Regions from separate parts of the Homo sapiens genome. Here region 2 is linked to region 1. A link is a loop called in an ENCODE intact Hi-C map of the cell type or tissue named here. Cell type or tissue: PC-3. All regions are shown on one strand. Each heading gives the region's core, and the rest is flanking DNA. Links, peaks and the distances in the headings are about the cores only.

The links. Peaks named below come from ENCODE experiments on the same cell type or tissue, not always from the same donor. Only the 100,000 strongest peaks of a DNase experiment are listed, where the experiment ranks them.
Region 2: it touches region 1 in a loop (1.9-fold over the local background); 3 of 110 quality-filtered maps call a loop at or near these places.

Annotation. Positions count from the first base shown.
Region 1 is chr2:220,276,981-220,282,935 of GRCh38, reverse strand. All of the region lies in intron 2 of LOC105373893 (a long non-coding RNA gene), which reads right to left. Among named protein-coding and RNA genes, the nearest start is that of MIR4268, 370 kb to the right of the region's middle. In PC-3, for the core only: no CTCF peak of the experiment used is centred there; DNase peaks (open chromatin) are centred at 2,815, 3,415 and 5,375; H3K27ac peaks cover 3,564 bases.
Region 2 is chr2:220,082,218-220,088,172 of GRCh38, reverse strand. All of the region lies in intron 2 of LOC105373893 (a long non-coding RNA gene), which reads right to left. Among named protein-coding and RNA genes, the nearest start is that of MIR4268, 180 kb to the right of the region's middle. In PC-3, for the core only: no CTCF peak of the experiment used is centred there; no DNase peak of the experiment used is centred there.

The sequences.
Region 1 (5,955 bases), core at 540-5,539:
CCCAAAGTGCTGGGATTACAGGCATGAGCCACTGCGCCTAGCCTACCTGGCTATTTTTTAATATTTTTTTGTATATACAGGGTCTCACTATGTTGCTCAGGCTGATCTCAAACTCCTGGCCTCACGCAATCCTCCCATACAGGCACATTTTTAAGACTATAGATTACCAGGCAGCATCCCAAACTGACATACTCAGAATCTCCTGGGATAAGATAGAGGCTGAGAATACATGTTATTAATAATATTGCCAGTTAAGTTTGACAGTCAGTTCAATCTGGGGAACCTCAACTCTATTTTCCTGGAAAAGAATCATTCCTTCTGCAGCTGGGGATATTCTGGGTCCCAGAGAGAAAATCAAGGTGCTGCCCATCCTGTAAGGAAAGGCACCTGGAAACCTGGGAGAATAAAGAGAGAAGCTGGTAGGAACCGTTCCAACTTTCCCTCTTGCCATTGGAGACCCAAGAACTATGAGGAAGTAGGGACTCCAAGGAAACCTGGGTGATCCCCACCTTGTTTTAATTACATAACTCCACTGTCAGGTGTTTTCCTGAGGGACAGAGCCTCCGTGCGTTTACTGACAAACCTGAGAGGCATCCCTGGGAGTCTTTCAGCCTTCTGTGCTGTGTCATTTTACCTGCATCAGGAGAAATTTCAAGGCAATGTAAATAATGTATATCTTTTCTTTAAAAATCAGTGTAAATATTTCATAGACTGTACAGTAAATAATAAATACATTTGGAAAAAAACAATATAAATATTTGATAGTTTGCAGAGCAACTTGTTAAGCCTGGAATTACATTTGAATGTTCAAAAAAATCCAGTAAATCCTGAATTACATACAAATGGTTCAAAAGTGACCCAAACACAGTCATGGATGCAGTTTTAAAAATTGCTGTTTCCCTCTTCACCAGGGGAGTGTTAAATCAAGATGTCACCGTCTGTCACTGCCAGCTTGTGAATCATCTGAAATTTTGGTAACTCCCAAGTGCCTATGCCTTCTGATAATACTTGGCTTGCATCTTAAAATAATAAAAACATCCTCTACCTATGAGAGAAATTCAGGAATACCATGCTATGCAACTGCTGCTTTTAATGCAAAGAAGTTCCAATCCTGCAATGGTTGCTCCATAGAAAGATTGAATAATAAACATCAAATGCCTCTTGCAAACCAAGCAGGTAAAATTTTTCAGACCCATCATCGGTGGGTCGAATTTGGAGGAGGAAGCTTCAAACAGTTAAATTTTTTTTTTCATGTTATCAGGGACTGGTTTTATATTCATAAAATAAGGAATCCCTTCTGCCACTGGCTCCTGGTCCTTGATCTGTTCCATCTTCACATTTCTGTGCTCTTCTATAATGATATGGAACTCCACACAAGTTCATCTGTGTCCTCTTCCGTTCTATTAATTCCTGCCATGTATGCCCTTGAGACTCAGTCCCAGGAGGCCTCCCTTGGGAGATCATTCTCACTGAAACTTGCATGTGCCTCTATTGTAGCATGTGTCCTAGAGAATTCAAAGGGGAGTTTGCATTATTCACTACCATATCCTGGAACCCAGAAGAGTGTCTGGCACATAGTCAACTCCATAAATATTTGTTGAACAAATGAATGAAGGGATGCATGCATCTCTGTCTTACCTAGTGACAAAGGACAGTTTTTTTTATTTGTTTTTGTTTTTTGTTTTTTGAGACAGTCTCTCTCACTCTTTCGCCCAGGCTAGAGGGCAGTGGTGTGGTCTCGGCTCACTGCAAACTCTGCCTCCCAGGTTCAAGCAATTCTCCCGCCTCAGCCTCCTGAGTAATTGGAATTACAGGCATACATCACCACTCCCAGCTAAGTTTTTGTATTTTTAGTAAAGACAGGGTTTCACCATGTTGGCCTGGCTGGTCTCAAACTCCTGACCTCAGATGACCCACCCTCCTTGGCCTCCCAAAGTGCTGAGATTACAGGTGTGAGCCACCGCGCCCAGCCCAAGCACAGTATTTTTATACGTCATGTTCTCAGAGCCTGTTCCAGCACCTCACAGAGTAGGTGTCCAATAAAGATATCTTGAGTAGATAAACAGACCTAACCATGTAATGTGTCAGTGCGTTGTGATGGCAGATGCAGTGTGCAAAACAGAAAGGAAGAGGGAGAGAAGAAATAGGGATGTGCCAAACTCCAGCTTCACTCTTCCTATTGAAATATACATATCCCTGGGGAAGATTAATAGGCACATGCCTTAACAAAGGGTTATGAGGAGCAGGAAGGGTACATTTTATTTTCAAAACTAAATCTTTCTGGTTATACCCATATAGTATTTATATAGTAGATACTTCTAAGAAGCTCAAAGCACAGCCGTGTTTGGCACATTGGATTATGCATCAAACCACTCCTGTGTGGTTAGCTGATGGAGGTCATTTATTCATCTCATTTTCCCCTTGAAGGAAGCAAAGGCAAATTAAAGGAAAAGTTCTAAAGACTTGTCCAGAGGCGCTCAAACATGCAACAGTGGATCCAGAGTCCTTGCCACAGACCTTTGGAGCACATTTCCCCAAAAGGTTAGGTGCGTAAGTCTGGTATTAAGAAGCTCCAGCTGTCTATTATCTACTAATCAACAAAAGTTCATAGAGTCTTAGCTCTTTGGACAGTGTGGAATAAGCTGATAGATCCGTGCACTGTATGTAGGTGTTCCAACATATCCTATTGTTTGTAGGTAAAGAAAATTTTCAGTTAGGTTCAGTAAGGAGTGGTGTCAGGGAGTCACTCAGGTTTATAGTTCTTAAGTGTTTTAGCTATTTGTAATAAAATGCATCCTAGGACACTGACAGGGAGAGGCATCCAGAGAAAAATAAGATATGGTTTCTGACCTCATGGAGCAAAGAATCTAGTTGACTCATAGGATAATAGGCTAATACAATAATCTAGTTAAAGAATCTAGCTGACAAGACAAGTACTCAGGAAATGCTTAAATTTTAATGTGTAGCATTAGATGGCAGGTTTAATTAAATGAAATAAATAATGCATCATTTAGGGTTATGTTTGTTGCATGAAACAGTGACTGAAGTAGAAAAGAAACTTAGTGTAAGCACATGGAGTATCATGGGATAGAAAAGAAGGCTGAAGAGGCATGAAGCCTCAAAATGAATTAACAGTTCTTCGTGTCTTCCAAGATTCTACTCAAGATTCAAAGTCTCAGTAGAAAGAGTCCAGTGGGCTGGTCCCTTTGACCATACTGGGGCAATAATAGGAAGGATCTAATGGAAAAGAACTGTATGGATTTCTCAGCCTCTCACGTAGGAGGGCAGAGCCTCTGGGTTTATCATTTCTCTGCAACTCCACCCACTGAGTAATTCCCCCAAAGGCACTGAGGTGCTATCAGGAGGGAGGAATGCAAGAAGGGAGGCCAAAAGACGGCAAATGTTCTTTACCATGAAAGAAATTCAGCAAAGGGAGAAATCTCTGGACATGAATCAGAGAAGAATCATGGAGGAGGTGGGACTTGAGGTTGGTAGATGTGTTCCCAACACTTAATTAGATGGAGCAAGAAGAAAACTCATGACTAATACAGGAAGAGGTGAGGTTGGGACAGCAGATAATGCTGTCAAATAATAAAGTTCACTGGACTTAAATAATAATAATAAATACTTTTTTTTTTTTTTTTGAGACAGAGTCTCGCTCTGTCACCCAGGCTGGAGTGCAGTGGCTCAATCTCGGCTCACCACAAGCTCTGCCTCCCGGGTTCCCACCATTCTCCTGCCTCAGCCTCCCGAGTAGCTGGGACTACAGGCGCACGCCACCACACCTGGCTATTTTTTTTGTATTTTTAGTAGAGATGGGGTTTCACCGTGTTAGCCAGGATGGTCTCAATCTCCTGACCTCATGATCCACCCACCTCGGCCTCCCAAAGTGCTGGGATTACAGGCGTGAGCCACCGCTCCCAGCAATAATAAATACTTTGTGTGTGTGTCTGTGTGTGTGTGTGTCTGTGTGTGTGTGTCTGTGACAGAGTCTCGCTCTGTTGCCCAGGCTGGAATGCAGTGGCGCGATCTCAGCTCACGCAAGCTCCGCCTCCTGAGTTCAAGCAATTCTCCTGCCTCAGCCTCCCGAGTAGCTGGGATTATAGGCACGCATCACCATGCCCAGCTAATTTTTTGTGTTTCTTTAGTAGAGACGGGTTTTCACCATGCTGGCCAGGCTGGTCTCAAACTCCTGACCTCAAGTGATCTGCCCACCTCAGCCTCCCAAAGTGCTGGGATTATAGGCATGAGCCACTGAGCCTGGCCAATAAATACATTTTTAAAAAAAGAATGTACAAGTTTATTTGGTTGCCAGGCAAGAGAATATATTCCAATGAAGAAATGTACTGAACTAGGTTAAAGGTAAAAGTTGGGAATTTTAAGGTTGACTATTCTATATCCAAAATGCTTGCAATCAGAAGTGTTTCAGATTTTGGATCCTTTTAGATTTTGGAATATTTGCATTAGACTTGCTGATTGAGCAACCTAAATCCAAAAATCTAAAATCCTAAATGTTCCAATGAGCATATCCCTTGAGCATGATGTTAGTGCTCAAAACATTTTGGATTTTTGAGCATTTTAGTTTTTCATTTTTACATTTGGGATATTCAACCTGTATTCACAAATGAGTTGATAGTGGTTATGTCAAACTTGCTCTCTGCACAGTGTGGAACGAGCCAATAGAGCTGTGCAGTGTCCATGAGTGTTCCAACACGTCCTATTGTGTGTAGGTAAAGAAAGTTTTCAGTAAGGACTGATGTAAGGGAGTCACTCACATTCAAAGTTCTTTAGTTGTTTTAGCCAGTTGTAATAAAACACAGCATTCCATTTTGATATCTCTTGGGTAGGAGGAAAACTTTTAGAGTGCTTGGCTACAGTTTTAATCACATATAAGAATAATAATGTTTATATATGCATAACAAATAAACTTTAAACTTTAATGTTTACAAATTCTTTCACAAATGTTAACACAACTGGGCCTCACCAAACTTCTATGCCATATCTATGACCTCCGTTTCTGTTTTCATTTTACAGAAAAGAGCCAAGTTCAGAGAGGTAAATGATTTGCCCAAGATAGCAACCAGGGTCAGCCAACTAACTATGTATTTCTTTTTCCAAGTCATGCTTCACAAGGAGGCGGCAAAATATTACACCACATATGAATTTTAGTAATCCATGCTTTCCTAAGATCTAGATGAAATTAAATAACCTAATAAACATTTATATATATTTTCAAGATAAAGATAAAATTCCTCGGATTAAAAAACTAATAACAACAGCTCTTTTAATGGGAGAAAGAATCATGGAAAGCATGTGTCATCAGGTATCAAATATTTACTCAGTGCTTCACTTTGGGCAAACTCTCCTCCAAGACAAGCCAGGGCCCATGGCCAAGAACCTGGGGAAAAGCCTAGAGTCAGACTGGATGGAGAAATGAGAGAGAGGAATGACTGGCCTGCAACCAGAGTTTTAAGCACAAGGAATCCAAAGGATTTCATTGAAGGCAAAGCTGCAAACCAGAAGGAAGCAAGGGATTGAACCAAAATTTCTCTGCAAAAGCAGAAAAGGCAGAAAGAAATCAGAGAGTTACAAGACTGGAGCCAGAAACCTCAAGCAGAATGGTGGGAAAGAGGCTTTTGGAGGACAGGGAGTTTCCCAAGGCCTGCTGTAAAGAGAGAGAGATGTTGGAAAGAGGGGAAGAGGCTCCCAGAACCTGATAAAAGGGAGACATAAGAAAGCCCAAGAAGGAATCACCCTTAAATAGCTCTCAATCAAGCTGTAAAGATAAAACATAAACATTGAGGATACAGTTAATAGCACAGGACAATAAACCAATAACAAACTAAAGAAGTTAATGGGAGACACAGGAGGTCAGGAAAGGAGAAGACCATTCCAGGCTAGGTCTGCCTCCGAAAATTCCACCAAGGAATGACACAGACCTTGAGAAATGTGCTT
Region 2 (5,955 bases), core at 427-5,426, 190 kb after region 1:
GCAGGGTTGGTGTCTGGTGAGGGTTCTTTTCTTGGCTGGCAGATGACCAACTTCTGTGTCCTCACATAAATTCCTGTGTGTGTGTGTGTGTGTGTGTGTGTGTGTGTGTGTGCATCCAGATGTCTCTCTCTCTTCTTATAAGGACACCAGTCCTGTTGAATTAATGACCTGATGACCTCATCTAATCTTAGTTATCTCCATAAAGACCCTGTCTTCATATACAGCCACATTGAGAGGGCTTCAAGATATGAATTTGAGGGGCACATAATTCAGTCCATACAATGGCTTTGTTGGGCCTGTACTCGGACCACCTCTCCAGAACCCTCACATGCCATTAACACTTACCCTCTACCCTCCACCACTCTAGTTTGTCCCTTTCTTAAATTGCACCAGTGACTTAACAGTTGTGATTTTATTCTTATCCAGGTGATGGCTTGCCCTCATAAGAATGAAATCTCCAAGAGAGCAAAGAAGAATTATACCTGGTTTTGCTCATCAATTTATCCCCAGGTTCAGTACTTGGCATATGGGCCCTTGATAATAGTTTGTGGAACAAATGAAAAGTTTAACAAAGGGCTTAAGATGTATTGTAACCATGCAGGTCAACATGAAGATATAAAAATTTTCCTACCTAGTCACTTATTCAGGCAATCAACATTTATTCAGCACCTACTGTGTGCTAGGACCAGAGAACACAAGGATAAATAAGACAGGTAGGTATCAATGCAACCCCTCTGCAGATTATTATCTTATTGTACAATATTTCCTTTTCCCTTTATATTCAATCTTCAATCTATTTTTGACTAGGTATAAACAAAATATCAAAATGCTGAGCCCTTTTTTAATTATGTAATACTTATTTAGCTTTGCTGTTTTATTACATATACTATTTGAAAACCCTAATGTTAGAAATAAAAATTATTCCACATCATTAAAAGTTTCAAAGGCAATTATCATGTTTTCAGAGATGTGTCCTAATTGCAGTCCCAGGAAAATGACTGTCAATAAAATAAAATCTTTATGGTTTTATGGGTAGCTAAAGAGAGAAAATATAATACAAGTAAAGATTTTTAAATATAAAAATAATTGAAAGATACATACTAATTTTAAAAAGCATTCTCCAGGATTAATGTGACTATTAGATGAGTCACATTTTTTTCATAATATTATAATATGAAATGAATTAGGAGGAAGCAAAAACAAAACACATATATCAAATACACACCAATGCTTCTAAAAGCCTTGCAAAACCTAATAAATTTAATAAGGGCAGAGTTTAGGAGAATTTACTGGCCCCAAAACTTGACTTCGGGCTGGGTGTGGTGGCTCAGGCCTGTAATCCCAGTACTTTGGGAGGCCAAGGTGGGCAGATCACTTAAGCTCAAGAGTTCGAGACCAGCCTGGCCAACATGGTGAAACCCTGTCTCTACTAAAAATATAAAAATTAGCCGAGTGTGGTGGCGGGTGCCTGTAATCACAGCTACTCGGGAGGCTGTTAGGCAGGAGAATTGCTTGAACCTGGGAGGCAGAGACTGCAATGAACTGAGATTGCAAAACAAAAAACTTGACTTTGCAAATTCCTTTAAATTGAAAATTGTAGCTACAGTTTTGATGTTTATCTGAGATCTGCCAGACTCTCAGTTGGACACTTTACACATATTATTCTAATCCTCCCGGTCCGACATATAGACTAGCAATCCTCACCTCCATTTTACAGAAGGGAAAATTTTGGATCAGAAAGCTTAAAACACAAAAAGAAGTAGAGCTGGGGTTCAAGGACAACTATATTCAAGACAAGTCAAACTCCAGCCAGTCTGACCTCAGACGTTCTCTGCACAATCCCAGGCTGCCTCAAAGCTATTAAAAATAGGTTCTAGCTGACTCCCTTTGTGGAAAATCTGAGATATAAATAAGTAAATTAAATGAATTAAAGTAGGTTTTTGTCTCTATTTTGAGACTGGGAATGTGATTCCTAAATGCTTCCTGGAGCCCAGGAGAAAGCAAAAGTCCTAAAGCCATTCGTCCATCTCCATGAAGCAATTCAGACAATTTCCCCTGTAAGAGTTATTTTCACCTAGGCAGAGAGTGATACAAGCATAGCCTCAAGCAAGGCCAAATGTCTTCACCTAGGAGAGTTGGGGACTGATCTTCTCTGATGTGACATCAGGAAGGGTGAGGTCACACTGTGAATCTTTCCCCCCCCGCCTGCTACAGACCCTGGTATTTCCACAAGGAGAGCTATCCTTTTAGTTAAGCAGTATCCACCAGGAATCCTTTTAAAATGCATAGGACCCTAGTAGAATACTTAAGTCATTAATTCCTTAGCTCATTTGGTTTGAGAGCAGTTAGCCAATTGCCTGTCAGTCCTTAGAGGAAGACAAATTCAGCGTGTAATTGGCTTTCCTTTTCTTACAAAGTTGTCAGGGACCAACCCTAGCTATGATGCAAATAGATCTTCCTCATTTTGCTACCAGGAGTTCTGTATTTTGATGTTCCCTTCTGTAAAATGGGGATAAAGATAATAACCACCTCATAGGGTTGCTTCAAGGTGAAATGAATCAAGCAAGCAGCAGACACTGTTCTGCACACTAAGCAGAGTGCTGAAAACCGTGCCTGGTAGGCAGTGATCACTCAATGTACATGAGTGTTTTAACCTCCTTAGACCTTAGTTATCTCCTTTCTAAAATGAAAGTAATAATGCTGTAAATTGGAAATGCCTGGCTTTCCTTGATTTATCCAATAAATATCTATTGAGTGCCTACTATGTGACAGCCAAGATGCAACAATGACTATCATGTACCCATTTCCTGCTTTCATTGAGCTTGCACTGTAGAAGGAGAGATGGATATTATTGACAATTATGAACAGTCAGTGACAATCAGCAGACAAACATTTAGCCGCATTGTTACAAGTGCTTTGAAGAAAAAGAACTGGACCAGTGGGACTTCGGAAAGGTCTTTCTGGGGAAGTGGCCTTCAAATTAAGTTGAAGGTGAGCAGCTGGGCACATGAAGAGTTGAGGGAAGAGAGCCCCAGGCAGAGAGACCATTGTGTGTAAAGCCTTGAGACTGAAGCTGAGCATCCCAGCAATGGTGAGAAAACCAGTAGGAGTTGGGAAGAGAATGGCTGAGGGTGAGAAGAAGGTGAAGGCAAGACAAGGTCATGTGCAATCAGGGCTTAGAAGGTCATATTAAAGATTCTGAACTTTATCCTGCAAGAAATAGAAAGCTCTAGGGTTGTGAGCACAGAGGGATATGATCTGATTTTTCAACCTAACATTACTCCTACTGCTCCGGAGAGACTGGGTTAGCTGGAGAGAAGGACTCTTAGGGACAAGGAAGATGGGCTCAAAAGCCACTGTAATCACCCAAGAGAGGGATGGTGGTGGCCAGGAGTGGGGTGGTGGTAGCAGGAGTGAAGAGTGGGCACAATTGGGAATTATTTTGGAAGTGGAATCAGCAGGACAGGCACATAGAGAAAGGGCCCTGTTGTATCTCCTCCCATTTCTTCTTTGTGAACAGCCCCATCCAAATCACATGGAGTGACCAGAGTGGCCCTGGGGTCCCAGGGGAGGGACTGTGCTGTGGGACTCTAGTTCGCTCACTTCTGCAGACTACAAGGACAACTATATTCAAGACCAGCCTGGATTTGTGTTTCCAGAAACAAGGATCAGTTTTCCATGGTGAAAGGAGTTGTCTTGGGCAAAGGGACTGCAGACTACTTGGGGTCCATTCTGAGCATGCGCCAGTCTCCACTTCTAACATTATTCATCAACAGAGATCATGAACACCTAATCACAGGGAAGTGTACGAAACCTTCAGTGAGGAAGGAAAAGCAGATTCAAGCTAAGCCTCAGGACAGCAAAAAGCATTGTTCTTGTGAGAGCAAGCACATGTTGGCCTCTTCTATGGACAGAGGCAACTGTGGACAACTCATGGGGACACAGTTACCTTGGATCACTCCTCAACCACACAGCAAGAGGCCACATGGCTTGTGAATGCAGCAGAAGTGAGGTGAGCTGGCAAATGCTTTCAGGAATACCTGTTCTTACTGGCCTTAATCTTGCCTCTCATTCCCCAGAAGGTACCAATACCTCCAGAACAATTATTTTATCCTTCCCTTCTCTTTCCACCCCTCTGCTCTTTCCTATTCCCTCTTTAGATTCTTCTTTTACAGTAGTAGATTAATGTGAATCCCAAGTTTTAAGGTTTTCTTGTCAGATTGGCAGAAGTTTAAAAGACTAATAATATCAAATGCTGAAATGGATGCCAGGAAATGCAACACTATCATTCATTTAGGGAATGTGTAACTTAGTGATGCCTTTTTGAAGAACAATTTGGCAGCATCTATGAAAAATTTTAAGTGTACATCTTTTGGCTGAGCAATCCACTTTCAGGAATCATGCGCTAAAAAGTACTTGCTCATGTGCACAGAGGAGGATGTTAAAAGTTGTTTATAGCTATTTATCGTACAGTACAATATAATACAAAGCTGGAGACAATTCAAATGGCCATCAATTGAGAGCAATTTAAATAAATTGTGGTATTATGGAATACTATGAAAACAATAAAAGAGGGAATTTTGAACTTAAATGATTTCCAAGACATATTACATAAAAACAGCAAATTGCAGAGCAGTTAGAATACTGAGTGCCCATTGATTTTTTTTTTAAGAAATGTGTATAAGGAGGGATACAAGGATGTAAATGCATGAAAGGAAGCTGGAAGGCGACGCCACACTACTGGCAGTGGACATCTCTAAGGAGAGAAGCAGTGATTAAATGGGGGTAAAAGGGGGATATCCATGATCTCCCAGATATATGAAATACCTGGAACAAATTCATAGAGACAGCAAGTAGTATAAGTGGCTACCTTGAGCTGCAGGGAAGAGAGAATGGGAGTTACTGTTTAATAAGCATAGAGCTTCTGTATGGGATGATGAAAAAGATTTAGAGATGGATGGTGGCAATAGTTGCAGAACAATGTGTATGTACTTAATGCCACTGAACTGCACATTTTTAATGGTTGAAGTGGTAACTTATGTTAAGTATATTTCATCACAATAAAAAAATGATTAATACAAATAATTTCATCAGGATTTATTTCCAGTGCCGGCATCTGAAGACAAGGAAAGACTCTTCATTCCTAACTAATGGCACTTAATGCCAGGAGGTCGCCGAGGGATCAACACATAGACCTTCCACTCATCAGACTCCATAATCAGAATGCTAACAAGGTATTTATAGGCTGAGCTTCGGCCCAAACTCCCAGGCTCAAGACCCTTTGATATGGTCTGCTTTACTGATACAACCTTCCAAACCCCCTACATCAAATGGTACAAACTGAGAGACAGACTCATAACTGTCATTTAAGAAAAAACTAAAGAAAGACCACAATGATTTAACTCAGTTCTCAAATGCTCCTACTTGGAGTCTATAGCTAAGTGAATGCTCCAGCATTTTTATAGCATGCATTTGCCTCATTGCCGAGCAGTGGCTGGCTTTCTCTTTCTGTCAGCTGGCTTCTTGGAGACAAAGCCCCTAATGATAGCAAGTCATCTCTGCAAATGAGACTAGAATTAAACTACCTTGTCCCCAGACATGTCACATTTGGCATCTGCACATCATTACTCGAAGCTCATTCAACAAAGCAGAGGAATAACATTGATTATATTCAGCCAGACCACTTTGCAGAGAGAACCAAACAAACACAAAGAAACCCAAGTCTTGTAGTGTTTCACTGTTCTTCTATAGGCGTCTGTCAGAATTAAAAAGAGGAGATGTTTATGCTGGGACAGGAAGACCAGGTCAAAGGTGAAGGGAGAAAGGCTCCAGTACTTACAAAGAACCCAGGGCAGGAAGGCAAATGTCATTGATAGAAAGGCCATCATTGCCACAGGTAACCAAATATTGTCAGCCTTTGATTTTTACAGGCAGGTGATTTATGAATCATGACAA